7 separate regions of the Mus musculus genome follow, and all the other regions are linked to region 6. Evidence: chromatin loops called from intact Hi-C (ENCODE). Cell type or tissue: left cerebral cortex. All regions are shown on one strand.

What was found. Hi-C counts contacts between places; a loop is a spot of excess contacts. Peaks named below come from ENCODE experiments on the same cell type or tissue, not always from the same donor. Only the 100,000 strongest peaks of a DNase experiment are listed, where the experiment ranks them.
Region 1: a loop joins it to region 6, with 2.0 times the contacts of the local background. A loop is called at or near these places in 2 of 42 quality-filtered maps.
Region 2: it touches region 6 in a loop (2.4-fold over the local background); 11 of 42 quality-filtered maps call a loop at or near these places.
Region 3: a loop joins it to region 6, with 2.1 times the contacts of the local background. A loop is called at or near these places in 7 of 42 quality-filtered maps.
Region 4: it touches region 6 in a loop (2.0-fold over the local background); 4 of 42 quality-filtered maps call a loop at or near these places.
Region 5: it touches region 6 in a loop (1.8-fold over the local background); 3 of 42 quality-filtered maps call a loop at or near these places.
Region 7: a loop joins it to region 6, with 2.5 times the contacts of the local background. A loop is called at or near these places in 7 of 42 quality-filtered maps.

Annotation. Positions count from the first base shown.
Region 1 is chr13:37,665,640-37,669,639 of GRCm38, reverse strand. AI463229 (a long non-coding RNA gene) reads left to right here and starts at 1,905. Exons shown (of 3, transcript XR_382206.3): 1 at 1,905-2,142. In left cerebral cortex, no CTCF peak of the experiment used is centred here; a DNase peak (open chromatin) is centred at 1,742.
Region 2 is chr13:37,942,192-37,946,191 of GRCm38, reverse strand. All of the region lies in intron 10 of Rreb1 (ras responsive element binding protein 1), which reads right to left. Among named protein-coding and RNA genes, the nearest start is that of Gm52041, 22 kb to the left of the region's middle. In left cerebral cortex, a CTCF peak has its summit at 1,662 (motif pointing right); a DNase peak (open chromatin) is centred at 1,638.
Region 3 is chr13:37,466,205-37,470,204 of GRCm38, reverse strand. No RefSeq gene overlaps it. Among named protein-coding and RNA genes, the nearest start is that of Gm40914, 19 kb to the left of the region's middle. In left cerebral cortex, a CTCF peak has its summit at 2,314 (motif pointing left); DNase peaks (open chromatin) are centred at 1,214, 1,587, 1,929 and 2,281; H3K27ac peaks cover 1,070 bases.
Region 4 is chr13:37,776,659-37,780,658 of GRCm38, reverse strand. It overlaps a transcript of Rreb1 not described here. Among named protein-coding and RNA genes, the nearest start is that of Gm31600, 17 kb to the right of the region's middle. In left cerebral cortex, a CTCF peak has its summit at 2,444; DNase peaks (open chromatin) are centred at 1,121, 1,516, 2,377 and 3,130; H3K4me3 peaks cover 1,607 bases; H3K27ac peaks cover 1,342 bases.
Region 5 is chr13:37,894,678-37,898,677 of GRCm38, reverse strand. It overlaps Rreb1 (ras responsive element binding protein 1), which reads right to left. Exons shown (of 12, transcript NM_001177869.1): 4 at 177-266. Among named protein-coding and RNA genes, the nearest start is that of Rreb1, 7.8 kb to the right of the region's middle. In left cerebral cortex, no CTCF peak of the experiment used is centred here; a DNase peak (open chromatin) is centred at 2,013.
Region 6 is chr13:37,825,354-37,829,353 of GRCm38, reverse strand. It overlaps a transcript of Rreb1 not described here. Among named protein-coding and RNA genes, the nearest start is that of Gm46411, 28 kb to the right of the region's middle. In left cerebral cortex, a CTCF peak has its summit at 1,856; DNase peaks (open chromatin) are centred at 1,420, 2,066, 2,651 and 3,386; H3K4me3 peaks cover 2,902 bases; H3K27ac peaks cover 2,423 bases.
Region 7 is chr13:37,539,927-37,543,926 of GRCm38, reverse strand. Lncbate6 (a long non-coding RNA gene) reads right to left here and starts at 3,791. Exons shown (of 3, transcript XR_382205.2): 1 at 2,519-3,791; 2 at 735-931. In left cerebral cortex, a CTCF peak has its summit at 1,991; a DNase peak (open chromatin) is centred at 2,033.

The DNA.
Region 1 (4,000 bases), 160 kb after region 6:
CATATTCTTAAGAGGCCTTGGGATATTAAAAACTAAATTAAAAAAACGATTGTTGGGATTGTTTAAATAGTAGGCATGTACACACCATTGCTATAGGTGTAAATGAAATGACCTTGGAGGCTCATGGGTAAAGACTTGGTCTCCAGTGTGGCGCTGTTAAAAGCTTGTAGAGACATTAAGAGATGGGTTTTAGAGTCTTTGTGCGTATGTCCCTGACCAGGATAGTGTGTCCCTGGTCCTCCTTTCTCTCTTTTTCACTTGTTTCCATCATGATGTCCTGTGTGGCTAATCAGTCACAGAGTGAAACTTCTAGAACTTATTAAAGCAAAACTCTTTTTCCTTATGGCTGTTTATTTTCAACACATGTTTAGTAATGAAAAGCTAACCTACCTACGGTTTTAAAAATTTTTTTTCTTGTAGATATTTTCATCATAAAGACAGTGAATTTATTTAGTAAAAGAAGTCTGTAACCAAAACTGACAAAGGCAACCTTACCATCACAGAGGGAACTCTGTGAAGCATACAAGATGAACAAAGTAATTAGTGTATTTACGAACCAGGGATTGTTGCATAGTTCAAGGATGCGGAAGGTAAGAAGAGAGGCAGAGTGGTACTTGGGCAATGAGCCACTGAGGCTAAGTGTGCCTGTGGCTTCTCACTCCCTTTGGTAGCAGGACCCAATTTGATCCTTTGAAAATGAAGTATGACAAGTGTCATGATTTGAATGCACCCCCCACCCCCAGAGGTCACATGCTAGATGAAAACTCATTTCCAATAAAATCATGATGGGAGGTGAGGCCAAATAGAAAGCCATGGAGGAACCACCATCATGAGTGGATTAAAGCCATCACTGGGGGTTGGGTTCTTCATAGAAGGACGACGTTAGGGCTGGAGGCATGGCTCAGCAACTCAGACTGCTTGATGCTCTTACAGAGGACTGCAGTTCAGTTCCCAGCATTCATAGGTGAGCAGCTCACAGATACTGTAATTCCAGAACCAGTACAGTACCAGATTCCAGCATCTTTAGTCTCCAGTGGCCCCTGTACACAATTATAAGGCCACATTCTCTAATGAGGGTTTATTGGCAGTTAATGGCTGCTGGAGAAAGGGGAGTCACCATACCCATGCTCACAAAAGCAACCCTAATTAAACTCAGGAATCATTAAAAAAAATGACATGAAAGTACAAAAGTCTTCTAGGAAGGCTGGGTTAAAGGATAAGAAATGGTTAAGGGGGGATACAATCAGATACACACTAAATAAATACTAATATTTCATTAAAACATGTCACCCTGGCTGGGTGGAGTGGTGCATGCCTTTAATCCCAGCACTCAAGAGACAGGCAGACAGCTCTGTGAGTTCAAAGTCAACCTTGTCTACCTAGCGAATTCCAGGCCAACCAGGGCTGCATCATGAGACCTCCCCACTACCTAAACAACAAAACAACAGCAAGGCTTGAATGAAAAGGTGTCCTGTGAGGAGTGGCGTTCTTGGGGTGACTACCATTTCTGGACCAATCAGCATAAAGGACACACATTGCTCAATGGGTCCTGAGCCACAGTTGGTTAGGAGCAAGGTGGTAGGGTGGCTAGAGGAAACAATGGTGCATTGTATAAAGTCTCTCAAGAAGGCATTTGGAACGGTTTCACTATAAGGAAATGGGCTGAGGGCCGGTTTAGCAAGTGCAGGATGTGAGCTTGATCATCTCCGGCACCACAAAAAAGAAAAAAGGATATGCTTATCCTATTTTAAATATTACCAAGTGTGTGCATGTACCAAACACCATATGGTGCCCTATAAGTGTGCACAGTCCTTATGGTTTAACAAATCAGTTAAAAGTGAAAAATTAAAATAAAATAAAAAAAAAGATTGAACCAAAAGAACATGCTCTTGGTCTTTCTAAGGTAGAGTGCCAGTCTCCATTGCAAACAGTGGCCCTTGAAAGAGCAAGCTTCAAGGAAGGACAGGCAGGGGGGGCATCCTGAAGCCTGTCAGAACCGTGGGCCTTATCCAAAGGGAAAAAGTAGCTGTCACTTGTTAGAGCAGAGTCCTCGGCACAGTGTGTCCGTCCTGTTTGGAAGTGTTCCCAAAAGGACTCGTGAGCTCTGTGCCATCAAGTACTTCCCTTCATCAAGCTGAGGAGGTGAGAGCTGGAAATGAGTACTGGACAAGGGAGGGGGGAGGGAGAAGGAGGGGGAGGGAGGGAGGGAGAGAGAGAGAAGAAAAGAAAGATGGAAGGAGGGAGGGGGAGGGGGAGGAGAAGAGAGGAGAAGAGGAGAGAGGAGAGGAGAGGAGAGGAGAGGAGAGGAGAGGAGAGGAGAGGAGAGGAGAGGAGAGGAGAGGAGAGGAGAGGAGAGGAGAGGAGAGATGTAGATAGGAACAGAGTGGAAGGAAAGAGGAAGAGCGAGGGAAAAGAGCGAGGTGCAAGAATCCTTCATATTCCCAGAGAGCAGGACTGCACAGACAGCTCTAGAACTGTTCGTGGTTGGGACGTCCAGTTCTGCGCAGTAGTTTAGAACCACAGACGGCTGGTTCTAGTCAAAGTCTTACTAAACCTTGGAGGAAGGTCACTTTTACCAAAGCGAAAGGCAGAAAGGCTGACTTGTAGCAGACGGGAGCTTGGTTCAGAATGTGGTTAACCCTTGTCCAGAGGAGACAGAATGTGCCCCTTCTGAGGGCTCGTGGAACCCTTCTCGCCGGTGCTTCCTCCTACGCAGGGCTCTGCCCTTACAGCTGGAATGCATCCCGCTGCTGGAGGCCACAGGTGCCACACACTTCTTCGTTGTGCCACAGATTAATCCACACGGTCAGGACTGTTGCTGGGGAACTCCAGCCGGCAAAGAATTCCAGTGGGTCAGAGACAAGTTGGTGTAAGTGCTGGCACGGCGCGGCTCACCTGTTGTGTGATTAAGTCATGAGCTGCCGGTTGTTGTCTTTGGGACAAGGCCAGGCAGCATTTGTTCAAGGGAAGAACGAGGCTCTGTGTGCTGTGTGACTGTATCAATAGTCACGGGCAAACAGATTCCCGCAGAAGGGTAGAATGGGAAGTGGGCGGTGCAGACAAAGCAGCTGTGTGGAAAGATATCTCCGTCAAGAATGGGTTGGTGGCGAGGAACAAAAACTCCCTTAGCCGGAGTAGAAATGGGATCTGTTGATGGTGTCGGGGAACTCAGGAAACATGGAAGGAAGGTGAGGCTGACGTCATGGGAACTGGAGGCCTCTCTAGGAGCTCCTCACTCCCTGACCTGCTCTCTCACCTCTTGGGTAGGTCAACCTCATTCCTCTTTCTTGACAGGAGGCTTCTTTCCAAGGCCTCTCTCTCTTATGACTTGGGCCTGTATGAGGATTGCGGTTGCCATGGTGCCCATGAGTCCTCCACCTCACCACAGCCTTAGGCTACTCCCCAGCAAGATACCCAGTGTTTGCCAGTGATGGACCCAATATTCCCAGGAAGGCCTGTAGTAGTCTTTAGCAAAGCACTCAATATTCTCCAGGGAGGGACTCAGTACTCACTGTCAAGATGGGCTCTTTCAGGAGTTCTTTGAAAATGACTCCGTGTGTGTGTGTGTGTGTGTGTGTGTGTGTGTGTGTGTAGGTGGTATGCCACAGGACAAATGTCAGAGGACAACTTGTGGGAGTTAGTTCCCTTGCTCTACCCCGAGGGTGGGTCCTGGGAATTGAACTTGGGTCTTCAGACCTTGGTGGCAAGCTCCTTTATCTGTTGACTCATTTTCTTGGCCATATTTCAGGAAGTCTTAAGATGGGTGCCCTTATGGTTCTAACCATTGGGAGCTAGCAAATGTGAGCCTAGGGTGAGCTTCTGGTCTCTGGCTTATCACTGGGAGTAGGTTCTCTGAGAATGAGTAGGGTGGGAGTCAAGATGGTAGATGCAGGGAATGGCAGATATATTTGTGTGAGCACTGATTGCTGGGTTGGGGTGGACACTGCTGTAAATGATAGCACTGATAGGATCTATCTGTACTGACTCTGGCTCCTGGGAA
Region 2 (4,000 bases), 120 kb before region 6:
CAGTGATTTCTTGATCTCACTTGTCTACACCCCCCCCACCCCCCATAGCGAAACAGACATGGGAAGTCCACCAGCTTTCAGTGACCTTAAAAAGAGGGAACCATGGCCAACATCGATGACACCAAGGCCAGGCATATTGGTGCACACCTGCGATCTCAGACCTTCAGAAACTAAAGTAGGTAGGAGTTTGAAGCCAGGCTGGGCTCCACAGTAAGTTCAAGGCTAGCCCAGGCTATGAGGAAGGAAGGAAGGGAGGGAGGGAGGGAGGGAGGGAAGAAGCAAGGAAGGAAGGAAGGAAGGAAGGAAGGAAGGAAGGAGAACAAGCCCACATGGGAAAAACCCCACAAACAGTACCAGGAACATTACCCTTTCTTTAACAGGGTTGAACAAAGACTTAATGATTTTAACAATGAAATGGAAGCTGGCTGAGGACTTAATGTCCGGTTTTCTAAGGGTGCTCAGTGCTTCCTCTGAGCTCCACAGAGAAGAGTCACCGCTTCAAGGCAAGCACAGGTGTGCCCTAGGAGCGCCACATCTCTCACCACTGCCCGAGGCAGCTGAAATGCATGCAGCTAATCTGAGACTTTTCCGGGCTGTGGTAGAATAAGCCAGAAGGCCACTCACATGCCTGTCATTCCTCCTTAGTGTCACGTGCTCACTCTGTCATGTGCCATCAAGGCAGGTCTCAGATGGGGAAAAGGAGCCGCCTCAGACATGACACTTATACCTCACACCTGCTTAGGGCATCCCTGCAATCAAGTGGGGACATTCCCACCCACATCACCCGTTTATGCTCAGAGGAAAACATCTCTGCTCTTTTTCTGGAATCACAGTGAGTGTCTATGGGATGGATTTCGATTTACTTTAGACTACAACTGACACACAGGATGCTCAGATTGCTTACTTTGTGAGCAATTCTGTGTGTGCATGGATGTGTCTTGTGTGCACGTGTGTTTGGAAATCAGAGGTCACTATCTACCTTGGGTCTTCCTCAATTACTTTCTATTTATTTATTTATTTACTTATTTATTGAGACAGAGTCTCTCAACTAACCTGAAACTTGCTGATTGGACAGAATGGATGGCCAGCAAGCTTCAGTCCTCTTTCATCTTGTTCCCACAGTGGTGGGATTTTCGGCGTGAGCTAACACATGTCTGTCTGTCTGTCTTCCTTCCTTCCTTCCTTCCTTTCTGTTTTTAACGGTTGTTAGGTTAGGGATTGAACTCAGGTCCTCAAGTTTGTGTGGCAAGTATTTTTCAGAATAAGCCAAGTCCAGTTTAAAAATAAGGTTACTTTGTGGTTAATTCTACTTTTTTCCTACTTTTTACCCTGGCTGTTCCTATTATTGGGTTCTCAGCAAAAACATCTTCTGCTTTTGAAAATGGAGCTTGCTATGCATCCTAGACTAGTCTCTCAAATTTGTGTTTCTTCCATTTCAGCCCTGGACTAACCCAGCACATAGGCTGTTTGAACTGGAGAGAATGTATTTAAAATGATAGACTTATGAAAATAAAAATGAATTCTGAAACCAAAGCCAAGTGCATGCCCCCAGTCTGAACTGTCCCATTCACAATTCCATTCTGAGGGTGGGTGGATAAGGTCTTTCTGTGTACAAAGAACAAAGGTAGCTTGGTTGCACTCCAGACTTCCACTAGGGGGGAGTGTTTTAGCAGGATAGCCTGTGACCTGGTTTATGATTCTTGGGAACAATAGACTTAACCTCCTCTCATACAAGAGAGTGACTAGTCAACTTGAATGGGCAGGTCCTATTATGGCTTGTCCTCAAAAAACCCCACATATTTTGTTGGTCATCTCCACAGTTAAGGATCGCTTCCTTCCTACAAATGAAATGTAGTTTAAGATCACTGGCTGCCTGGTCAGAGTTCAATTCTCAGCAACCACACAATGGCTCACAATCATCTGTAATGGTATTTGATGCTCTCTTCTGTCATGCAGGTAGGTGTACATGCAGACAGAGCACTCACACATATAAAATACATAAAAAAAATTCATGTTTATATTGTAAAAGGTCTGGTCCAGGTGCCTACCAATGGAATGGCTCCTCCACGCATCCCCTGAATAAGAACCAAGAACATTCAAGAGTAGAGTAGGCCACATCTGCCACGCAGAGGAAAGCGTCTCAGTGTAAAACTGAATATTTAATACAACCCTAGAAGGGAAAACTGTCCCCGCCTTAGTATTTTTAGCATCGGGTACAGGAGGAAATCTGGGGTACATTTTCATGGAAGACCTCATGTGGTTGGAAAAGTGACACTGACATTATAAAACATGTTTAGGGATTTAAAAGGAATTCAATCTTTGCATATAAACTGAACCTCTAAAGCTTCAGTACTTCTGGTCATTTCCCGTCTCTTTAAAACAAAGTCTGTTTGGGATGGAGAAGATAGTTCAGTTGGTAGAGTGCTCGTCACCCCAAGCTGATGGACTTGGAGTTGGGGTGACATTCTCCTGTGAGCACTCCAGAGCTATGAGCAGGAGGTTCACAAGTTCAAGGTCATCCTGAGTTTAACCACAGTCCTAGGCTAAAACCAGAAAACCAAACCAAACCAAAAAAAACCTGTTCCTCTACCCCCAGCCAGTATCGCACTGCCTTGGGTTGTAAATTTCTCAAACCCCTCCCTCAATTCCTAGGTCTCCTGTTCTGTTTTTTTTTTTCTCCCACCTCAGCCTGTCCTCTCTCTCTCTCACCATGGGCTGTATCTACAATTAAACCAAACACTTCTCTCTTTGATAGTTCTTTTCTAAGAGGCTTTGTGCCTTTAAGAAAATCTATATAACTTCTGGGGCAGGGCCTTGGAAAAAGAAAACCTGTAATTGTAAACTTAAAAAATAAATACGCCCACAGGCTAACACTTGTGCCAAAGCTAAGCTCAAACCATAAATTCTGACCGAGCTCTGGCGTCAGCAGAGTTCCTGTGAACAGCCTCCTGGATGAGCAGGGTACAGTGCCTGAGACTCTTCTGAGGACATGGGTTCCCACCCCAAAGCACCCCCCCCCCTGTCAGCTGCCTTCCCTTTTGAACTGGTTTGGGGAGAATCACAGGACCTTTCTGTAAAGCAGGCTGTAAGAAAATGTTCCAGTCTAATGGGTACTGTGGCAATGATGGTTAAACATTATCAGGATGGTCTGTGGCAAAGACAGCTGCTGCAGTGCCTTGGGCTTCCAGCCGCTTGGGAAGCGGATCAGGCTTAGCTCACAGGGACTCAACCATTGCAGGCTACCTGTCCTCACTCCCAGATCCTAGGGAATTGTGTGGAAATAGAAGTTGGGGGTTGGGGGTGCAGTGTGGTTAGCAAACCAGCTGTGGCATTCTTGCCCGAACAAGAGGGTCTAACCTGGGCAGAAGGACCCAGCAAGCCCAAGGCATTCCATTGCTCTCACTGGTCTGAATAAGCAGTGTGGTGGGAAGGGTAAAGGTGTCTTACCCACTGGGGTCAGCTCTCCCAGATAGCCAGTCCACTGTGATGTGTCAACACTGAGGTCAGGACAAGGGGGTCAGGGGTTGGAATCAATGACTGTCACTCTATCCACACTGACTCCTAGGTTCAGGGTGCCACTCTCCAAACTACACAGCACTCCATCCCACCAAAGTTTGAGAAGTCACGAGAGACAACTGCAACCCTAGATGAACACATTAGAGGCTGGCTTGGATCCCAGAAATGGGCAAACGCTAACTTTCAACACCCACGGAGCCTGAAGCCTGTGTGTGCAATGCCCTCCCTGCTACTGCTACCAAGTGGCCTGAGGCAGCTTACTTTTTTGTACGGTGTGTTTTGGTAGGGCTAGCAAACTCTAGCAGTTAGACCATGGAAGTGTATTAAATAGAGGACTTGAGTAAATACAGAAGGTGATGGGGGCAGCGGGCAGAAAAGGAACGGAGCAGCGTTAATTACTCTGTAAGGGCCGAGGGAGGAGGCACACATCAGCACAGGAGCATAATACCCGGACAGGTCAAGCAGAGTTGTGATTAAGAAGGAC
Region 3 (4,000 bases), 360 kb after region 6:
GCTCTTTGGATTTCTGGACAACGGTCTCAGCCCCTGACAATGGGAAAGATGAGGGGGTCATAAACCAAGCACTAAAGGATTGTCTAGGGGAGAAGAGAAGCCCTGTGTAGAGTTATACACAGCTGAACAGATCTTCACCATGTGTCCTCTAGCTGTGGTTCCACGGGGTGCTAGATATGAGGCCATGACTAAGCTCCAGCAACAGAACCTTTGATAGTGGCCCGGCAGCTTCCCAGAGACAAGTGCAAGGGTCTTCTGTCCACCGCCAACTCTGGATTAAACTGTCTGTGGTGCAGGTAGCTTCTTTCCTCACTGACTAAGAGTGGCTTTTTAAAAAACGGTTTCCTCTCCTCCTCTCACTTTAAACCATATACCTCCAAAGAAGACGACACCCAGAATCCGAGGATCTATCTGAAAGGCCAAGGGTCAGCCAAGAGCATCTGCCCCCAAACTAGGTGATTGTCTAGGGGATGCCCAAAACTAGGTGATGGGACAGTGAAGCAAATAGAAACACTGGTTCACACTGTCTTAGTCAGGGTTTCTATTCCTGCACAAAGCATCATGACCAAGAAGCAAGTTAGAGAGGAAAGGGCTTATTCAGCTTACACTTCCACACTGCTGTTCATCACCAAAGGAAGCTGGCTTCTCCAGACTTCAGGACATGGCTGCTGAATATTGTCAAATGTTTCAGTGTTATGGATCTTTTGTGTGTATGTGTGTGCATGTGTGTGTGTGTGTGTGTGTGTGTGTGTGTGTGTGTGAGAGAGAGAGAGAGAGAGAGAGAGAGAGAGAGAACATCTGTTACTCCCCTTGCTCAGCATCTTCGAGGCTTGGCTCTGTAGAGCCATGAAGTAGGACCCAGATGCGAGGTTGTTTGCTGACACCTTCCCATACAGGCAGCTCCTGAACCTGCATGTCACTGCATGCTCCTGGGTAGTCTGGCCTTTGGCTGCAATCAGACATCAGGACAGTTGTAGACTCTGCAAGCAAGGGTCATAATTCATAGCGGGGAAGGGTTCCTCTTGTCTCTGGGACCCCGAATTTTGCAGTTGTGTTTGCTAATCTGGCATACCCTTTAGCTGATCTAAAAGTGAACGTGGATGACCTGAGATGCTGTCTGCGAATGCTTCATGAGACATCTACAGAACATGGTGGCTCGGATTTTTCCATGCTTCTGCAGTCCGTATGGAAGATCTCTGTTCTGGCTTCCACAGTAGAAGTGGAGCTGGAACATCCCAGGATAGCACAGCTCTTTTTTTTTCTTTTCCACCCACAGTTTCTGCTGCCTTTTGTTTGTATTTTAAAAGTCAATGCCACATTTTGGTGGAAGGTGCACGTGCCTGGGGAGGGTGTTTGGTTTTTTTTTTTTTTTTTTTTTTTTTTTTTTAAGTGGAAACAAAGAAAACCTGATGTTCCGACTGTGTTTGTTTTTCTGGGCTTTTTCCTATTGTTGCTTAAGAAGCTGGGAGTACAGAAACCCTTAGAATTCCCATCTGGGTGCTTTAATGGCACACAAGTGGATCTTAAAACCACCCGCCCTCCAGCTTGTCTATGTTTGAGGACTGTGAAGCCAAATAGAGCTATAAAAACCATTTTGTGCAGTGACCCGCCCGATGCTGCCACAGCCAGCCAGCATCCCCACCCCACGCCCCCTTCAGAGGGTTGTCTGCTGAGCCCTGACTGCCCGGGCTCCTGCAAGCTGTCACTGTTCACTTTTGCACGCCTCGAAGCATCTCCCCGAAAAGAAAACATTCTCAAGACTCTGGGCCTGGCCTCTCTCTTCCAGGGCAGCTTCCAGCCTCTGTTTGGCCTATCTTCTTCCTCAGGTCTTCACCCCAGCCTGCTGGTGTGGGCTGCAGGGGAGGGTGGCGATGTGTGCTTGAGCCCCAAGTTGGGAGCGCTGGGAGGCTGCAGAATCCTCCCTGTCATTTTACCCTGTGTTTCTCCTCTCTTGCCTTCTTGGCATTTATCTTGTTCCCTAACAGATTTCCACACCGAGAGTTTAATTCAGGCCAAGAGAGCAGCCCCGAAAAGAGGGTGGGAGGTAGGGGGTCAGGCCATATGAGGCAGGGGCTCCAGTTCCCAGCAGATTCTCCCTGTGGAACTCTGTTGGCTCCCAGGAAGGCCTCCCCACTTTTGCCCACTGCGTGCACGTAAAGACTCAGAGGGGCCTGCCCCTTCCTTATCTCCACCCCATTGGCAAAGCGGCCTGTTTGCCTTGCTCTTTCAACGGGTACACCTTTGTCACGAAACCAGAAGAGGCCAGATGCCAGATACTTGCCAGCTTTCCTGGGGTTAACTAGACTCCAGCGCCCCCCAGAGGAGAGTTAAGTGGAAAATACCATCCGATGCAAAGGACTTAGATCTATTTAAACTGGCAAGTTTATAATCTTTTTTTTTATATATATAGTTATAATAAACCTTTAAAACACTAGGGCTGGGCAGATATCTACCCTCTAAGCTATCAGTATCTAATTTCCTATCAATAACCCTGAGATATGACGTTCCATCTGGGTTACTCTTACTCCGTTTTTATTGAGGGCCCAAGAGTCACAGGTGCGTAAAGCGGCACTGTGGGACCAAGAAGACTGATGGCAAAGCACCGGGACAGAGTCTCTGCCAGTGTGCCTGTGGCGGAGAGATCTTGATGGGCACTGGGAGAAGCTCCCTGCCCACTCGCCTCTAGGCTTTCCTTGAGTGAACGCAGAGAGGAGAAAGGAGAGAAGACGACAGGGAACTGAATGGTATGGGAATGTCTCTCAACAGCCTAAAGCCAAGGATCCCAACAGGATTGACATTTACTGTTGGGGTGGGGTGGGGGGGCCGCCTACACAGAGACAGTGTTACCTTTATGTACTTTATATATATTTCAAAGAAGACCGTTAAAATGTCGGAACATCATGTTTAAGGGCAATGCATATATGACCTCCAGTATATTCACTTATATTCCAGTATATATTCACTAGTCCTTTCTCAGTTACAAGCTTGCAGTTTTCCAGGACTCTCCCAAGGATCGTCCCAGTCCCTTCATTTACCTAAAAGATATGCCTTTGCTTTCTTGTACAACCTTAGTCCCATGCCTTGCCTTAATGGATTGCAGCCCTGTCCCAGGCACCTGCAGAGCCCCTCTGTAATCTCATGATCTATACGGAGATAAAGAAATCCCTCTGAGCAACGTAATTCCAAAAGCTACCCAAATACTATAGACTGCTATTGCTGGACATTTAAGCAACACTGTCCCTTAAGAAGCCCCCACCCATTCCTGGGTGTGTCCCATCTGTCCCCAGATGACCCTCTTTCTTCAGCCCCTGTGCTGAAATCTGTGTTAATATTTTTCTTCTGAATAAACTCCAACTCTGCTTCGTACCGGCTCAGGCTGAAATTCTCTGTGCAAAGTCAAGGGCCCCTACTGTACCAGGTAGAAGTGTGCAAGAAGAACCTGGATGCTACAGATGGAGCCCTGTCCCTGGCTCTCCTCGGCTGATGACAGGGACATATAACCCAGACCTCTGACTTCTTGCTTGGCAACAAATATATATACACGGAAGAGTTCCCAGGGTGGTGAAGGGCGAACTGTTGCCACAAATCAACCTGGCAGAGACTTTCGAGTGAGGGGGAGTCATCTCTTTACTCACCTCTCTAGTTCCCTGCCTAGACTCCTTTCTCTCCTCAGGTTGAGCCTTCAGCTATATCTGGGTCTCATTGTCTCTCTCACTGTCAACTACAGATTACAGCCCCTCGGCTACCCCCTGCTCCCCATATATATTTTCTTTACTCCCTTTCTCAGTAATTCTCTTTAGCCCCTCTGGTTCTGATAGCAATCTCTTTCCTTTCTGCCCTTCCAGAGGGCCAGTGGGAGGCTTCAGGGGAGAAAAACACACAAGGGACCACTCCCTAAGAGTGTGAACATCTCTTTACTCCTGGGGCAAGGGCTATCCTCCAGTCTTGTGGGAAAGCTCCCACCTTCTGTGTTCCTAGGAATGACACCATGCAGAGATCC
Region 4 (4,000 bases), 49 kb after region 6:
GTGGTACACATACATGCATGTAGACAAACACACTCGTATGCATAAAATTAAATTTAGAAAATCCTTTTACTTGAATAGAGGCTGGCTATTCCAATGACTACCAAGATTGCCATTCTACTCATGAGACAATACAGCCAAGGTCACCTAGGCAAAATAATAATAATCTGGGCTGGCAGTATGGCTAAATGACAGACTGTGCTGAGATCTGCAAGACCCTGGATTTAATCTCCAGCATTAATAGAAGTGAATAATAGAGCTGGATGTCATGGTGGCATATCTGTAATCTCAGAGCTTGGAAAACAGAGCTAAGAAGATTGCTACAAGTGACAAGCTAGCCTGGTCTACTTTGAAAGTTTCAGGCCAACCAGGGTTACTTCAACCCTTTCTTATACTCTCCAGCCAGTAAAAATTAAACCCTATTTTGGTGTGTGTGTGTGAATAAAATCTCTACAAAAGTCTTCACAACAAAATAATCAACCTCCTTTTACATGTTTAGAATATGATGCAATTTATAACGATTTTTCCCCCCGGTTTGTTTTTGCTTCTTGAGACGAGGTGGCCTTGAACTCCTGATCCTTGTTCACCTCCCAGGCATGTGCTATCATATTCAGCTCAACTTCCCAGGCATACTCTTCCAAAGCAAGCTCCATCCTGACCCACGTGGGCTTCTTTGGCAATAAATGGAACTTGACACGAATTCCCAAGTTCCTGGGTGACCTAACTCTGAGGGTGGTGCTACTATGGATTTCTCAGCACTTGGGTTCCTCACTCCTGTCCCTCCTCCTGTGACTCTGGTCCACTGGGCAAAGCCAGATGGAAGGAAAATGGGGCAGAAACCAGGAAGTATTCAAGACAAGTCTGAGTTAACAAACTCAGCTAACAATAAGTCTCCCTTCTGCAGGTACAGCGTGCCTTTCTTCTCCTCCTCCTCCCCGCCCCCCCCCCCGCAACCCACCTCCTTTCCTTTTTCTTTTCTTGTCTCCTCTGCCTTCAACCCCAAAGCCCATCACTTTCAAACCTCCGTTCTCCCTTCCTCATCACGTGCTTGGGGTGTGAGCCGCTCCAGGGCCCAGGAGGGAACTCAACAGCTTCTGCTTTGAGAGGACTGGACACCACCCCGCCCCCGTCTTCCCCCTTTAATAAAGGCCCTTTAATGTTTGTTTCTCAGGCTTTCCCCAAAAGCAAAAGTGTGACTGTCCCTTGTTCCTTTCAACTCGAGGGTATCAACTTCAAACCTTTGCTCTACTTAGCTACTGCTAAGAACTGTGGTAAACTGATGTCCTCTGAGGCAGTGAAAAAGCAAACACGGAACACAGCAGAGCCCCACCTCCTCCTCAGCTTTCCATTCTGGCCTCCTAAGCTCAACTGTAGTCTTCTCCACGGCCAGGCTCACCTACAACGTTCACTGCATCATTTCATCCAAGCCAAACCCGGTTACTGAGGCAACTAAGTTTTTCTTCCCAATGGCTCACAGAGAAACACATCCCTCGGGATCCCCTGGTAACCGTCCACTTATAATACTGGGGAGCCACAACAGCAAATGACTCGCTTTCCAAGGCTGGAAGCTGGCTGCCTCGGGCGGCCACGGGAGGGGTGTGCATCCAGTCACATTCCTGACCCACTTTCGCATCCCTTCCCTCCCCCTCCTCTTTCTCCTACTCCCAGGCAGGCCGCGAGAGCGCCCGCGCTTGGAGGAGCCACCCGCGAACACTCCCTGGACCACGGCTGGAGGGTGCACTGGGTGGCTGTCACTGCGGGGGACCCTGAGAAAGCCCGCTCCCCACCCCCTTCACCCTCTACTCCTGCGTGTGCTTCCTCCCGGTCACATGAGCTCATGAGCACCTGTTGGCAACTTCAGTCCCAGGCCGAGCCTCTTCGCTCGTCTCCCCATCCCCCCTCCTTGCCCCCCTCTCGCCCCGGGTAAAGCCCCTTAACGAGAGGGTGTGGGGACGCCCATTGACTCCCGTTTGCATACCCGCTTCCCTCCCTACGTAGGGCTCAGGGACCCATGGGTGAAGGGGACCCCGCCCCCACCCCCTCTCCCCCAGGCGGAACGCAGAGATGGAGTGCGCCCGCCCCCCAGCCGGACTGCTCTGGAAACCTGGGTTTCTCGTGGGCGCGGGGAGGGGATGCAGCCTGGTTCTGGCGAGGGCAGGTAGCGGGCGATGACCACTGGGTGTGCGATCCAAGCCGCCGAGTCCAGGAAGGGGGAGGGAAGCAGCCTTCGCAGCTGCAACTTCTGAGCCTGCCCCGCAACTCAGCAACTTTGCCTGCGCCGCGCGCCCCTCCCCCGCGTCACCAGGCCCTGGCGGGGGCTGCGCGTTGCCAGGGTCGAGGGATGCGGGCGATTGGGGAAGGGATATGGGAAATGACACAACTTCATCGTAGTTACATTACAGGGAGCACCTACGCGCACCGAGGCCTTGAGGAGAACGCGCGGTACTCTCATCGGCCCGCCAGGCGGTTACTGCTAGGCTCCTAGGGAGGAAGAGGGAGGAAGGATGGCGGCAAAGCCTGTGAAACTGTGTAGGGTGGATAACTAGGGAGAGGACCGCGCGAGGCGGTCCCCAGCAGCGAGCATCTTGCAGTCCGAGGCAGTGCTTCGGTAACCGCGGTCCAGCTCGCATAAATTGTTAAATTGTTCTCCACCCGACCCCATCACCGCCACCCTCCACGCCCACCTCTTCTAAAGACAGACCAAGGTGAAGAAGGAGGCAGCGGTGTGATCCGGTCTGTGGGGCGGATGCTACTGTGTAGGTGAAGAGATCATTGGTCACCTGATGCTTGTTAAGGGCTCAGAGGACAGCATGAGGCACCCTCTAGTCCCATCAGCCACGGGGGGTGCTTCAAGGAAGATGAAATCAGAAATGTCTGAGGGGGCTACACTGATGTGTAGAGATCCTGGGCCAGTTTGGGATGATACCTAAAGTTCTTAAAGTCAGGCCCCCAGGGGAGGTCGCCCCAGGTCGGGGTGGGGTGGTCCAGCCAGGAGGAAGAAGGGTGTAAACTGGAGGCCTGGACCATATTCACTCACTTGAGCAAAGGCACCGGAAGAGCCCAAGTTATCAACCACACCCAGGCCTTGGAAGCCAAGCTGGCTTCTAAGTCTCCTACCCGCCACTCATACTTGATCTGACTCACTGCAGAGTAACTGGCGCTCTACGCCTCAGCCGCTTGCCTGTAAAGCTAGAGATTTAATGGTGGTGTTATGAAGTTGAGTCACTCTGGGTGTGGGGAATCTTCGGAAGCAAAAGGGTCATTTCAAGTGAAAGTAAACTGCTTCATGGAGAGGTTTGTCAATAAGCTGAATGGTTTAATTACATGCCATCTTAATTTAAAGAGATGTGCATGATCACCGAGGCCAGCTGGACAGTTCCTTCTGATGTATACCTGGAAATTACTCTTTAACTCAGTCAATTCATTTCCTACTGGGAAATACCTCTATACTTTTCCCCTGGAAATAATTTTGAAAGCCTGGGACCAGAGTGTGGCTTTCCAGAGTTGTCCCAAAGATCCTCAGTATGCCATAAGTGATACTCACAGGGTGGGTGGGTGAGTGGGTCGTGTCAGAGGTCATTATACCACATCTTATCCATTCCAAATGCACTAGTTTTAACATCTTAGGTTTAACTGCACATCTCCCATGGCTTCTGCTTGCTGACATCCTGACATTAAGTTTTCATTTCACTGGCTTTCCCTCCCACTGGTCCATAAAATGAGGAAGTTTGATAAATGCTGAGTTAGGCAGTTTAAATCCAGTTTATTTGTTATAAAGTACAGTAGCTTTATCACAAGACCTGTCCATCTTCAATGCTGGAAGGGACCTGCAAGTCACCCAGTAGAAATTAGAATGTGCACTTTTTATGATGTAAAAAAAAAAAAAAGGCCTTCATTTGTTTGTGTGTGTGCATTGGAACTTGTGTGCACATGTGCATGCATGTGTATGTGTTCATGGGTGTGCACACATTTGAGTATGCATGTGTATGGTTATAAGTGTGTG
Region 5 (4,000 bases), 69 kb before region 6:
TGGACATTCTGTCTTAGACTATCATAGAAACGTGACTATGCAAAAATCACTCCATAATTACCCAAGATTGCTAAAACACTAAATTTTAAACATAGCTTATAATTTACTAGACAATTCAATTTAATTAAAATAAAATCATCCTGTTAGTGAAAAACAATACAAAAGTAGGGGCAAACCTGACGGATGTGCATGGTCAGCTGGTGCTGGGTGGTGCAAATCTTTTCACATAGGGGACAGTTGTAGGAAGACTTCTCCTCTTTCGTTTCCTAAAACAAGGATAAAACAGGGGATGATTTTCCCATCACACTGAACTGGTGTCTTCCACTTCTGTCATAAGCCCATGAATTAGAGCTGGGTCTAAGCAGCTGCAGTCATTACACTGGAGCCTGTCCAGGTGTTTGTGCAGGTCACTCCCCAATCTGCCCTCAGTTTCCTTGTTTATAAGTGGGAAAATCGACACTGGCTATACTGTGCTAAGACCACATTGATGGGTGAAGAGGAGACAGAGCCATGGTGCTCTGCACAGATGGGGCACCAGGTGTTTATCACTTATACCCCAGCTCCAATACCATTGTCTTTTGTTGTATGTGTTTGTTGCTGCCCCATGCAGCCCAGGTTGGCCTGAAACCCTTTCAGTAGCCTAGGCTTTCCTTATCTCCATTTTCTTGCCATGACCTTCCATGTGCTAGGATCACAGGTCTCAAGCACCCTCAGAAACATAATAGAGGGAAAGAGATACAACAGGAAAGTCAATCCCACCAGTGGAAGGCTTCCTTGGTGCCCCAGCAGTAACTCTCAGGGGTCTAACAAGGCTCTGCCCATAAAGCTAGCATCTTTTTGGCAGTGCCCATAAATAGAGAACAAGAAGAGCTCTGACCTCAGCAAAGCCAGTCAGCATGACAGCCCAGACTCAAGATTCTACACGAGGTGACAAAAAAACCAAAAACCAGAACAAAAACCCAGCTCACTGTTTGGTTAGGTGGCTCACTTTATTTTTCTTCAAAACATACAGGACAAGCTTCCTTCAAGCAATATATTCTTACCTTCCTACAAAAAAGGCAAACTTCTTTCACTGACACTTGTTAAAAGTTCCTCCTGCCAACTAATTCCTGGGAAATCACAAGGAATGACCAATATTACCTCCTAACTCACACAAAACTCAGACACGAGTTTTGACATGAGTCTCTGTTCCTAAAATGCACTGGACTCATCCCTGGGAAGCGATCAGGAATTATGATGGCTGAATATTATGTCACCAGGCTTTCAAAACCAGCAGGATCATCCAGGAGCTCTGTACAATACCAACTGCTAGACTCTCAACATGCTAGACCAGGACTGGGGGGAACTCTTGAGATCTGTTTGTCTTAAAATCTCCGCGGAAGACACTGATGGCTAGACCAGACGGTCGTGAGCACTCATGTAGACCTGGATGCAGAGCTCACACTGTGGCAAGTCCAGTCAAGAGAAAGCATTTAGGGGAGATGTTAGTGCTAAATAAAGTCAGAGGCCAGGGAGGAAGAGTGGCTGGATGCTCTGGCCAACCTCCACATCCTTTTCTGGTCTTGGATATCTCTGAGGAGATTCTTCTCATCTGAACTCATTTGACTGTGTTTTTGCCTCTCCACTGTTAAGACTAATTGTTGATCACATGTTGATCAGTCAATTTATAGCAACATCAGGCTTGTTTTTTTTCCCTCCGTAATCCCTAGGAGATGGCCACTTATTAGGGATCCCATTTTCTGGAAAAGGAAACTTTAGAGTGCAGAGGGACAAGGGACTTGCTCCAAACAGAGAACAATGAAGTATTGACACCAGCTTAATCCTCAGACTAACTGTTCAAAGGCCCACACCCAAACCATGATACAGTTATAAGTCTGACCCTGAGGCACAGAAAAGCAATACCCTTGTGATGTTCATGAGAGGTTATGAGAATAAGGTATCCTAAAGACTGTGAAAACAAATGGCACCATGAACCAGATGGATGTATGTGTGGGGATGTCTTGTTTGAAGCTCTCTCGAGTCTCAGTGTAAGCACCTTTCTGGTTGTGGAAGTGGGTCAGAGAACTAGGCCAGTCAAGCATTCTGTCTCAGATTCTAAGGAAGATCCCAGAGACATAAAAAAAAAAAAAAAAAAAAAAGGAATCTGGCTTCACCCAGTTATCTTCTAGTACACTTCTAGTTCTCTCCCAGGCACAATAAGAGGATGCCTCACAGGTCAAGACTTCCAGTGAAAAGTCAAGCTCTGAGGTATTTTAATCCATTCATCAGACTAACAATACTATGTAGATTTTTTTATATAAGGAAAAGATTCAACAGTACATTGTATTAGTGTGCATTTAAAAAAAGAAGAGAAAAAAACCTCAGCCAGATACTGGCTTTAGTCCCTGAGAAGACTGAGGCAGGGGATTGCTTGAGCCTTCAAGGTTCATGTTAGTCTGGCAAAACTGTGAGACCTTGTCTCAAAATAACCTCTAGACATCCAAGTGGCCAGTCACTTGAGGAGACATATTTTAATGAAATCATCTTGTGGTCACCTTGAAGTAGACACCAGGCACACATTGTGTGGAGGCACACAGGGCTGACTGATATTGACTCTGGGGTTGATCATTAACCTCTGCCAAGCTTGAAGCTGGCAGCGCTGTCGTGTAGGCTGTAATGTAAGTTCACAAACCGTGGTGGTCTGTGGAAGCAGATTTACTAACTTTTAAAGGTGAACAGAATAGCAAAAGAGCATTGTGATGATGGAAACGGCTCAGGCTAAAGGCTTCTGAGCCCAGTTATTACAGTCACGCTGGTGAGAGAAACAAACTTCCTGAGCTGAGAGATAAAATTAGCAGCTAATGTGATAACTTACCAGTCCATAATGAAACAATCTGGCACCCTTGTCAGCATCCGGCTGTGGCTAATCTCTCCTGGAATGCTATGGTCACATGGATGCAACCTTCCCCAAGGCTCCCTCCATTCTACTCTCCCTGTCCAGTTGTCAGGTAAGAAGGCCACTTCTTCACATCCTGAGCTGTCTATGCACTGTGTTTTGTTTTCTTGAATTTGGTGCTGTATTTAGCAGGCTACCTCTGGCCTAGGCCTCCCTTCTAAACACAAAGATCCAACTCTATTGGATCCCTGAGGAGAAAGGGGTAGGTAGAAAGTGGCTCACTTGCTTACACTGCACACTCATTTCTTCACCTCCAGATCCAGAGGCAGAAGGAATGACCCTAACTGTCTCCGTAGGGGAAGGAACCAGAGCCTGGACTTGGGGCAGCTATGCCGCGCTGTGCTATTTAAGGAAAAGTTCTTGCCCATGTTCCATTCATTCTTGGTAAAGCAGAGAAGGATGAGGAAGACAACGAATGACCTGACATCTCATAGTTGGCAGAGTAGCTAATGGAAATAGAAGCTAGGCCTATTGTTAAATGAGTTGATAGACAGTGAGACAGATGGAGAGATGGACAGACAGGCATATGAGAGTGGAAATAAACCTTTTCTTCCCAGGGCTAGTGTTCCTTCTGTGCTCAGGCTGAGTATTTTCTCAGGCACCCACAGGAAGAGAGGCACACGAAGGCAGGGGGGAGAGAGAGAGAGAGAAAGAGAGTTATCAATGCTCCAAGCCTATAAAACATTCCTGAGCTCTGTCGAGGCCTCAGGCTTGAGGTGAGGAACGGAGGCATGCACACTTACATGCTGCAGGGAACGTAGAACTGTTACTCCACCTCCTAGAGGGCACATTGAGCTAAAAACCTGAGCGTTTGTCAAAGGTCATCATAGATGTTCTCAGAGAGTAGTCTGCATAAGAACAGCCATTAGTTCACCAAAGCCCCACCGGTTTGTCCTGTCCATGCCGCTCACAGATGCTCTGAGACCACCACCTTGTCTCCAAACAAGGAGTAGTGTGACTACATTATACCAACAAGAAACTGGCGGGGAAGTCACTGTACACTACATGATCTCACAGATGAACTGAGAATTATGTGCCCTCTGCCCCCTTATCTATCTTGTTAAA
Region 6 (4,000 bases):
AGCAACCCAGAAGCTGTTTGCTAACAGCTGCTACCTAGTGCCTGACTTAGGGGCAGAAAAGCAATAAACAGCTGTTGATCAGATGAGGACTAACACACTGCATTCCCCTCCCCTTCCTACCTGTACTGGATGCAAATAATCTCTCTCAGATGGTTCTGTCTGAAGAAATCTAAAATAAAGGCCCCTTCCATCAAAAGGTCACTTGCTTGATGATGTAAATGGTTAGGAATGAATGCACCACCTGTAACCAGCTGAGTCAGGCAAACGTTCCCCATCACGTCCACGGCAAGGGTTATGCTGTCTGAGTTTCTGATGAGGAATAATGCGGTATCCAGGGAAACGGCCGAGAATAATATTCCATGTACCACTGAGCATCAACAGCATTTCTTAAGTGAGTAAAGCATTTCTTAAAAAACAAAACATGCTGAAAAGACAGCCAGCCATCTTACCGTAAAAGTATGTTGTAAGATGGAGACAGTGCAACTTAACCCAAAAATAAATGGAGAACGGGAAAATAATTAAATCAAAGTACCCCTCTCTCCCTTTCTTTTGTAAAAATTGGGGAGGGTTTTTTTTTCACACATTTAAAACTTGATTAGAGCCATTCAAATGTTTAATTCACTGTAACCAAATACATCAAAGGAAGACCCATCAGTAGGTACCCCAATGGGCAGAGGTAAAAACAAACAAACAGCAACTCTAAACCTCTAAAACGAGTCCACCCTTGCACGTGTTTTAAGAGTATACTGAACTCTTTCCGAAGAAACTATGGATTCTTTTAGGGCTTACGTACAGAATTTTCTTAAGAGTTTTAACCAAGACCTTAGCCTCCAACTCAGACTTCCGGGTTAAATTACAAACTATACCTGCCTGCTCATGAAAGCATCAAACCTAGAGGATGTTAAAAGCCATCAACACATTCTTTTCATGGCTGTTCTCATTTCTCCACCTTCCACTCCAATTATCTATTGCACAACAACTCGCACGCAGACACAGACCACCATATTATCTGAAAAAGGAATCTCACAACCAAGGGATGCACAAGCAACAAGTGAGCCTTTGCAGAATCATTTGCAAGAATACTTTGCCAACTCCCAACATCTTTATTTAACCAACTTTCTTCCCATAGGCTTTCACAAGGATATGCTTAGCTCTAACTCGAAAACGAGACCCAGTGTTGAGCAGTCTAACAATGGAAACCTGAGGGTAAGGTTTTCGACACCCCGACAAAAGTTGCTTTTTATTCACCCTGTATCGGTCTCCGCCACCACCACCACTACCAGCATCCCCCAAAGAAGAAAATCTCCTCCGAAATGCCCCGAATGAGTGCTGCTGCTGGCTCTGAAGCCGTGTAGAATTTCGTAATGGAATGTGAACTGCTCGTCCGGATCTGGGCTCACGTTCTATCTCTTAACCAGTAAGGAACGAGGGAGGGCAAATCTGCTGAGCAAGGAAAAATAACTTTCCTCCTCTTTTATAACCCATCACGGATGCACCGCGGACGAGGGCAGCTAGCAACACGCGGCGCCTGTCAAGCGGTCGAGCCCGAGCCCAGTGGGGTCCCCACGCCCCTAGACCTCGGCCGGCTGCCCGCAGGCACCGTAGCCGCGCCCCGCACTCACCCCGGGCCAGAGAGCGGGTCACATCCTCGATGCGACCCTAGCCCTGTACAGAAAACACACCGCCTCCCAGGGAGGGGGCCGGCGACGGGAAGGACCTCCCCTGCTCCTTAGCAACCATTAAGGTCGCAGTTTCCTAAGAGACCGCGAACGGGGAGGGGGCGCGGGGAGCTGGGCCTGATGGGGGGGCCCGTGCCTCTCGAAGTCGTCGGTGCCCCCTCCCCGGGGGACACCGGCTTCCCCCAACCCCCTCTTTCGGCTGGGCAGGCCGGGGTGTGAGGAAAAAGCGAAGCCTCAGAACTCCAGAAAAATTGGTCCAGCGGGTGGCGGACAAAAGTTTCCGAGCGCGCTCCACAGCTGGGCGGTGGGGCGGGCGCCGGCCCCGCCTCGGATGCTCCCGGCCTCCTTCCTGTGCTCGTGACGGCGCCGGGCGCGAGCCCCCCCTCCGCGATGCAGGCTCGCCCCACGTCGGGGGCTCCCCCAAAGCTCGTACCCAGCCAGCCTCGGAGTCACCAACAATACGCGTCGGCGCGGCCCGGGTCGCCGCCTCCCCTCCTTCCCAGCGACGGTGGTCGCTCACAGCCCCGCCGCCAGCCGGGAACTCGCAGAGGGCTCGGGGCTGCCTGCCGCCCCTCCCGGTCGGCGCCGTCCGCCCGGGAGGATCAAAGTCCGCAGAGCAGGGCGCGGCGGATGCTCCCACCGAGCAGCCCCGAACGCACGGCCCCCGCGCCTGCACCCCGGGTGGGCACCCCCGGATACCTTGCGGCGGCGGGCTGGCTCCGTCATCTCCGTGCTTCCCGACCCGAGAGGGACTAGAAAGTATGTAGGAGAAAAGTTTCCCCTCCCACATGGGGGGGAGGATGTCGGGGGAGAGAGGGCGGAAGATGGAGAGCAGCGCTGGGAAGATGTTTCTGGCCCGCGGTGCGCGCACCATCCGAGTCCCGGCAGGGCTGGTTAAAAATAAACTCGGCGGCGCGGGTCGGGCCGGATTCCTGCGCTCGGACGGCTAATATGGATGCGCATCAGGTCCTGCTGGCGGGGCGCTGCGGCGGCTCGCGCTGGGAGCTGGTTGGCAGAGCCGGCAGCTCGGGAAGGGGAAAGGAGCGGAGGAAGGGGAGGAGGAGGAGGAGGAGCGGCCGGGCGCGCAGCCCGAGGGGAGAGGGCTGCCCAGCTCATCCCGGCTCCCCTACCCCACAGCCCCAACCGAGCGCATGCTGCCAGGGTGCGCGGGTCCTTTCTGCCAAACGCCGAGTTTCAGAAGTACACCGCGCTCTGCACACTTCACCCTCCCCATCCCCAAAAAGTTCTTTAAAAGGTCGCTCCGGCAATGCCCCGGGCATCTCGCAACCACCGGAGTGCCGCAAGCGGGGGACCCGGGACGCGTACTTACGGCCCGGCAGGGTGCTGGGCTCCCAGGCATGATGCGGTGAGGACCGGTGGGCTTCGGGGAGAGAACGAGGAGAGATGCAAACTTGTTCCGGAAAAGGAATCAAAATGGCGTTTCTGGATGTGCAAAGTTCATCAACTCCGCAGTCACTTCCCCTCCTCCTCTTCTCCCATAGGGAGGGAGGTGGGCGAGGAGCTGGCGACCCCGTTGCCCTAGCCGTCTTCCCGGCCCCCGCCTCGGCCCCCCGCCCCGCTTCCTCACCCGCACACTCGGAGACTCGCTCTCCCCCTCTCACCCTGATAAGTAGACACATCACGTGTTGCTCCTGCGAGTCTCCTGGGGACGTGTTACAGAGCTGCCGCAGCAGCCGCGGCTGAACGAGCTGGGGGAGTCGGGAGGACCGCGGTACCCGGCTGTCCCTGTCGTCACCCCCGCCCCAGTTTTAGCTAGGCAACCGCAGTTGCCACTATCCCGGGATGAGTGGAGGTGGAGTTCCCACCTCACCCCCTACAGCAGCCCCAAGTTTGCCCCACGCCCTCCCTAGGCGCCCGGGGCCAGGGGCGGGCCCGGCAGCCGGAGGGGAAGGGTCTCGGCCGCTACAGCTGAGCGCAATTCCGACCCACCCAGCGCTCACTGGTGGCCACTAGCTCCAGCCACCGTGCCCCCTCCCCTCCAACCCCTCACTGCCAGTGGCTCTCAGCCCGAGGCTTTCCATCACTTTACAACAGGGTTTGTTTCACTATTTTAACAGAGGTAGAGATGCAGAGAGGAGCTTGGGGGGACGCCTAGGAGGCCCGAGAGAGGGTAGTGTGGTGACGGTGGACCCCAGATCCAGCGCTGCTCCCCCTGAATCTGAAAGTGATGTCCCAGCCGCACAGTTCCTTCTGTACGCGGTCCTCGCCCTGCATCCAGGTGGGGCGAGTTAGAGGATGGGGCCGGAGATTAAAGAGCAGGCGCTTCACCCCGCCCCCAACCTCTTGCAGTTTCTCTCCCA
Region 7 (4,000 bases), 290 kb after region 6:
TCCTCTTCCTTTCTTCATGGCTGCAAGTGCAGGAGGCAGGGGTGGCAAGTCGAGGGATAATTATGCCCCTTAGACTTTCCTGGGAGGAATGTTGTATGGATCCTCATACAGCCAAGCCAGGAAAAGTGAAATTGGAATGAAAGGGAAGAGAAGTATTTTAATAACAGGGTAGAGAGGGCTCTGGGACTCGCAGCCAAGAGATGTGTATCTGCAGCAGGATAAGACTTCAGGTAAGAGAGCCCTAAAGAGCAGCAGCTTCCACTTAACAGCGAATATTGCTCTCTTGGAGGGAGGGGGCTTCTTCAGCATGGGGTTCCTTCAGTTCTCCATACGTCTCCCTGTCTTAAGTTTATGGAATCGGCAGAGCTCTGAAAGCTAGTAGGAGTGTCCAGGATGCTGGATAAAAAAAGGGGATGATTACCGGGCTAGCCTCAGCTTCTCATGAGTAAAACTAATTGCTTTGCTTCATGTGAGACCACCAGAAAAAGCCCTGGGGCTTGCCACAGTAGCACGGAGAAGGAAAATTTGTCTGCCTGGTCAAGTCTTCCTCAGATTGACGTTATGATAGGCAGAGTCTGCGTGCACACTTAGTCTGCTCTCTCCTGAGAGAGGAGGCCAGACCAGGAAATAGTTGCAGGGGCATCTGTGCTGTGCTCGGCCACCCATGAAGCAGCCAGCCTCCTTCTCTGTCCACTTGCCCATGGCCCCACAAGTCTGACCTGAACTCAGTGTACCTGCTTAGGTAGTGGGTCCCACGGCGCCTTGATCTTCCACAACAGGGAAGCCCCGGGGCAGACGGTGAGAGGCCCATGATGCAAGGCACAGAGCAATGTGCTGCTGTGGGCTGTGCCTGAAAGCGACTAGAAGCAGGAACATCGGCACAATGGGCCCGGCCTAGCCAAGCGGGTAAAATGTCAGGGCACTGTAATCTCTGCAACAAGACGGTGTGAAACTTGGTGAGACTCATTTCAACTAGATCGAAGTTCTTCCTGACCAAAGACTATGGTTGTGGTCAAATGAGTCTCTCAAAGACTCATTAGTGACTTGAAGTGATGGGGGCGGGGCCATGCAAATACCCTTGGACACATACTGCGTAGGTCAAAATGATTGCCCAAGCTGCAGCCATTACGTCCACAATCCTGCTAACAGCAGCATCAGGGTTGACAACCAAACTTGGTAGAAAGGAAAGGCAGTTCTCCACTTGCTTCTGAAAAACTGCATATGACCTATGTGACGTTTCACTTTATTCTGGGTGCCCTCACGCCGAGCTAACAAAGTATCAGAAAGTTAGATCAGGATATAGGGGTCAACAGGTAGCTTGTCCTCCATTAGGGTGGGGAGCCTTGAGCCAGCTGCAGGGTGCACTCAACCATCAGTGTGTTCCTATTTCGCAAGGACACGGGGGCTAAGGAAGGAGATTGGAGGAGGGGGTGCACATAGGTATGGGAGGGATAAGAGGAAGCCAGGGTACAAGGAAGTATGAAAGAGAGATGAGTGTGATGCCAGAAGAAGGGGGCCATAACATGGATCCACCAGCTGATTGGGTGCATCAAAACCACCCAGCCTCCATGGGCAACCGATGAGGGTGAGTGGGAGAGCAATTCTTGCCAGCAGCCTCTATCAGCTGCAGCTGACCTCATGCTCCGATCACCCTTAACATGCCCTCCCACCCAGCCTGCAAACACTCCTGGCTTGCCCATCTTCTGCCCACCCCCGACTCCCACATGCCTGGAGGGTCTATGGTCTGAGTACACCCAATCTGCATGACTCTTCCTCAGGACACTGATGCGATGTGGCCTTATTTGCTCCAGAAAAGCTTCTTGGGGGGCGGGGAGGGGGAGTAAGGGTAGAGGAAATATAAATTAAAACCTTTCCAGTCTTCAAGACATTCGTGACCAAGGGATAGATAGCCCCTATCCTGGCTCTAAGCTTCTCCTGTGACAGCATGTACCAGGGGCTGAAAAAGCCAGGAAGAGAGCCACCCTCTCCACCTAGCGGTAGCCTGAACTAAACAGAAACTAGCCTTGTGGTTTCCCCCAGACCTGTGAGAGCCAAAACCACCAGTTGCCAGGGAGGGCATCCGCTCCTCGGAGGAGGAGTCTGCTCCATTGTCAGGTTCTGTGGCAGAGCATTTGTCAGCTCAGACACGTCAAGGAAATGTCACTCATTGGAAAAGGACCTACTGTGGCCAGATGTCCCTCCCCCCGGGGCAGTGGGTGTCATTCTCTTTCTCTCTGGCTTTCTGTCTGTCTGTCTGTCTCTGTGTATCTGTATTTCTCTCTCTCTCTCTCTCTCTCTCTCTCTCTCTCTCTCTCTCTCTCATGTGTGTGTGTGGTGTATGTTCACACATATTTTTAGAGAGACTTTTTTACTGTGTAAAAAAAGTAGGCTGGTCCTAAACTCTGAACGCTGGACACCTCCTCCTCCTCCTCCTCCTCCTCCTCCTCCTCCTCCTCCTCCTCCTCCTCCTCCTCTTCTAGTCTCGGGATACCAAGGAGCTAGAATGGCAAGCACTTACCACTGTCTGTGCCTGGTGTGCCTCATTTTCGGAAGTCTCCAGCAGTCTGGCTGTAGAGGTTGCAGTGGGATCAGGCTTCTTTCCAGTTCCCTCTCTGACCCTTCCCCATTTCTTCCACAGAGCCTGGGGCTCTGGGCTCCTCTTCCTCCTCCCACAGTCTGTCTCCTGTGGTGTTAAATTTCACCCACACTGGGGTCTTTGTTAAACTGACCTTCATTGTATTTCCTCGTAGCTTTGCCTGACCACAGATGCTGGCCAGAGGCAGGAAACAGAGCTGTCCTTCAGAATGGACCCCAGTGGCATCCATGTCCCATGCTGTGATCATTGTACTGAGGTGTGGCTGCAGAGAGCATCCCTGGCTGGCCACCGGTGGGCACTCATATATTCAGATCTACTTCTCTGTGTGCAAGCACAGGTGTGTGTCCCTCTGCATATGTGTTAGTGCCTGGGGAGCTGAGAGTGACACTGAGCATCTTCTTCAACTACTTTCCTCATTAAAACACACACACACACACACACACACACATACACACACACACACTTATTGTTATATATATGGGTGTTTTGCATGCTCGAGTGTCTTTGCATCACATACATTCCTGATGACCCTGAAGGCCAGGAGAGGACATTGGATCTCCAAGAACTAGAATTACAGATGGTTGTGAGCATCCATGTTGGATGCTGGGACTTGGACCCAGGTCCTCTGGATGAGCAGCTGATGCTCAAAACCTTCAGCTCCATCCTCCTTACTTTTTAGAGAGAGGGCCTCTCAGTGAATCTGGAGCTCCATTTTTGACAGACCTTGGGAACAAGCCCCAATGATCCCGCTGCCTCTTCATCCCCAGTCCTGGGATCACAGGCGCAGCACTGCACTTAGCTCTTATGGGGGTGCAGGGGATCGTGCAAGCACTTTACATACTGAGCTGTTTCCCCAGGTCCCTCAAGTCTGCTTTTCTTAAATGAAAAACCAAACAAAACTCGTTGCGCAGTGAGAGATACGAACACTGAGTGGTGTTGAAGGTGAAGGCCAGTCCTGCCCCAGTTGACTTGGTACCCTTGTTACATGCTCTCATTGGCTAACTGAGTTAGGTGGCTGCTATTTCTCCAAGGACTCTAATTTTCAGTGTTCTGTTACCTGCAGTTACAAATACGCTCATATCAGACAATGCAGTTATAAAGCAAGACAGCAAACGCAAAGGATTACTGTGGTTTATTTTTTGTGTCTTTTGAGATGTGATCTTGCTCTGTAGCCTTGAGGAGCCTAGAGCTCACTATGTAAACCAGGCTGGCCTCAAACTCAGAGAGATTTACCGTCTCTGCCTCCCAAGTGCTAAGTTTAAAGGCATGTACCACCATGCCTGGCTTCTGATTCATTTTAATATTTAAAATTTATTATTATTATTATTATTTTTACAGTGTTAAGGGTTCAGCCTAGGGTCCCGAAGGTGGTAGGCATGTACTTTCCTGGGCTACATCTCCTAT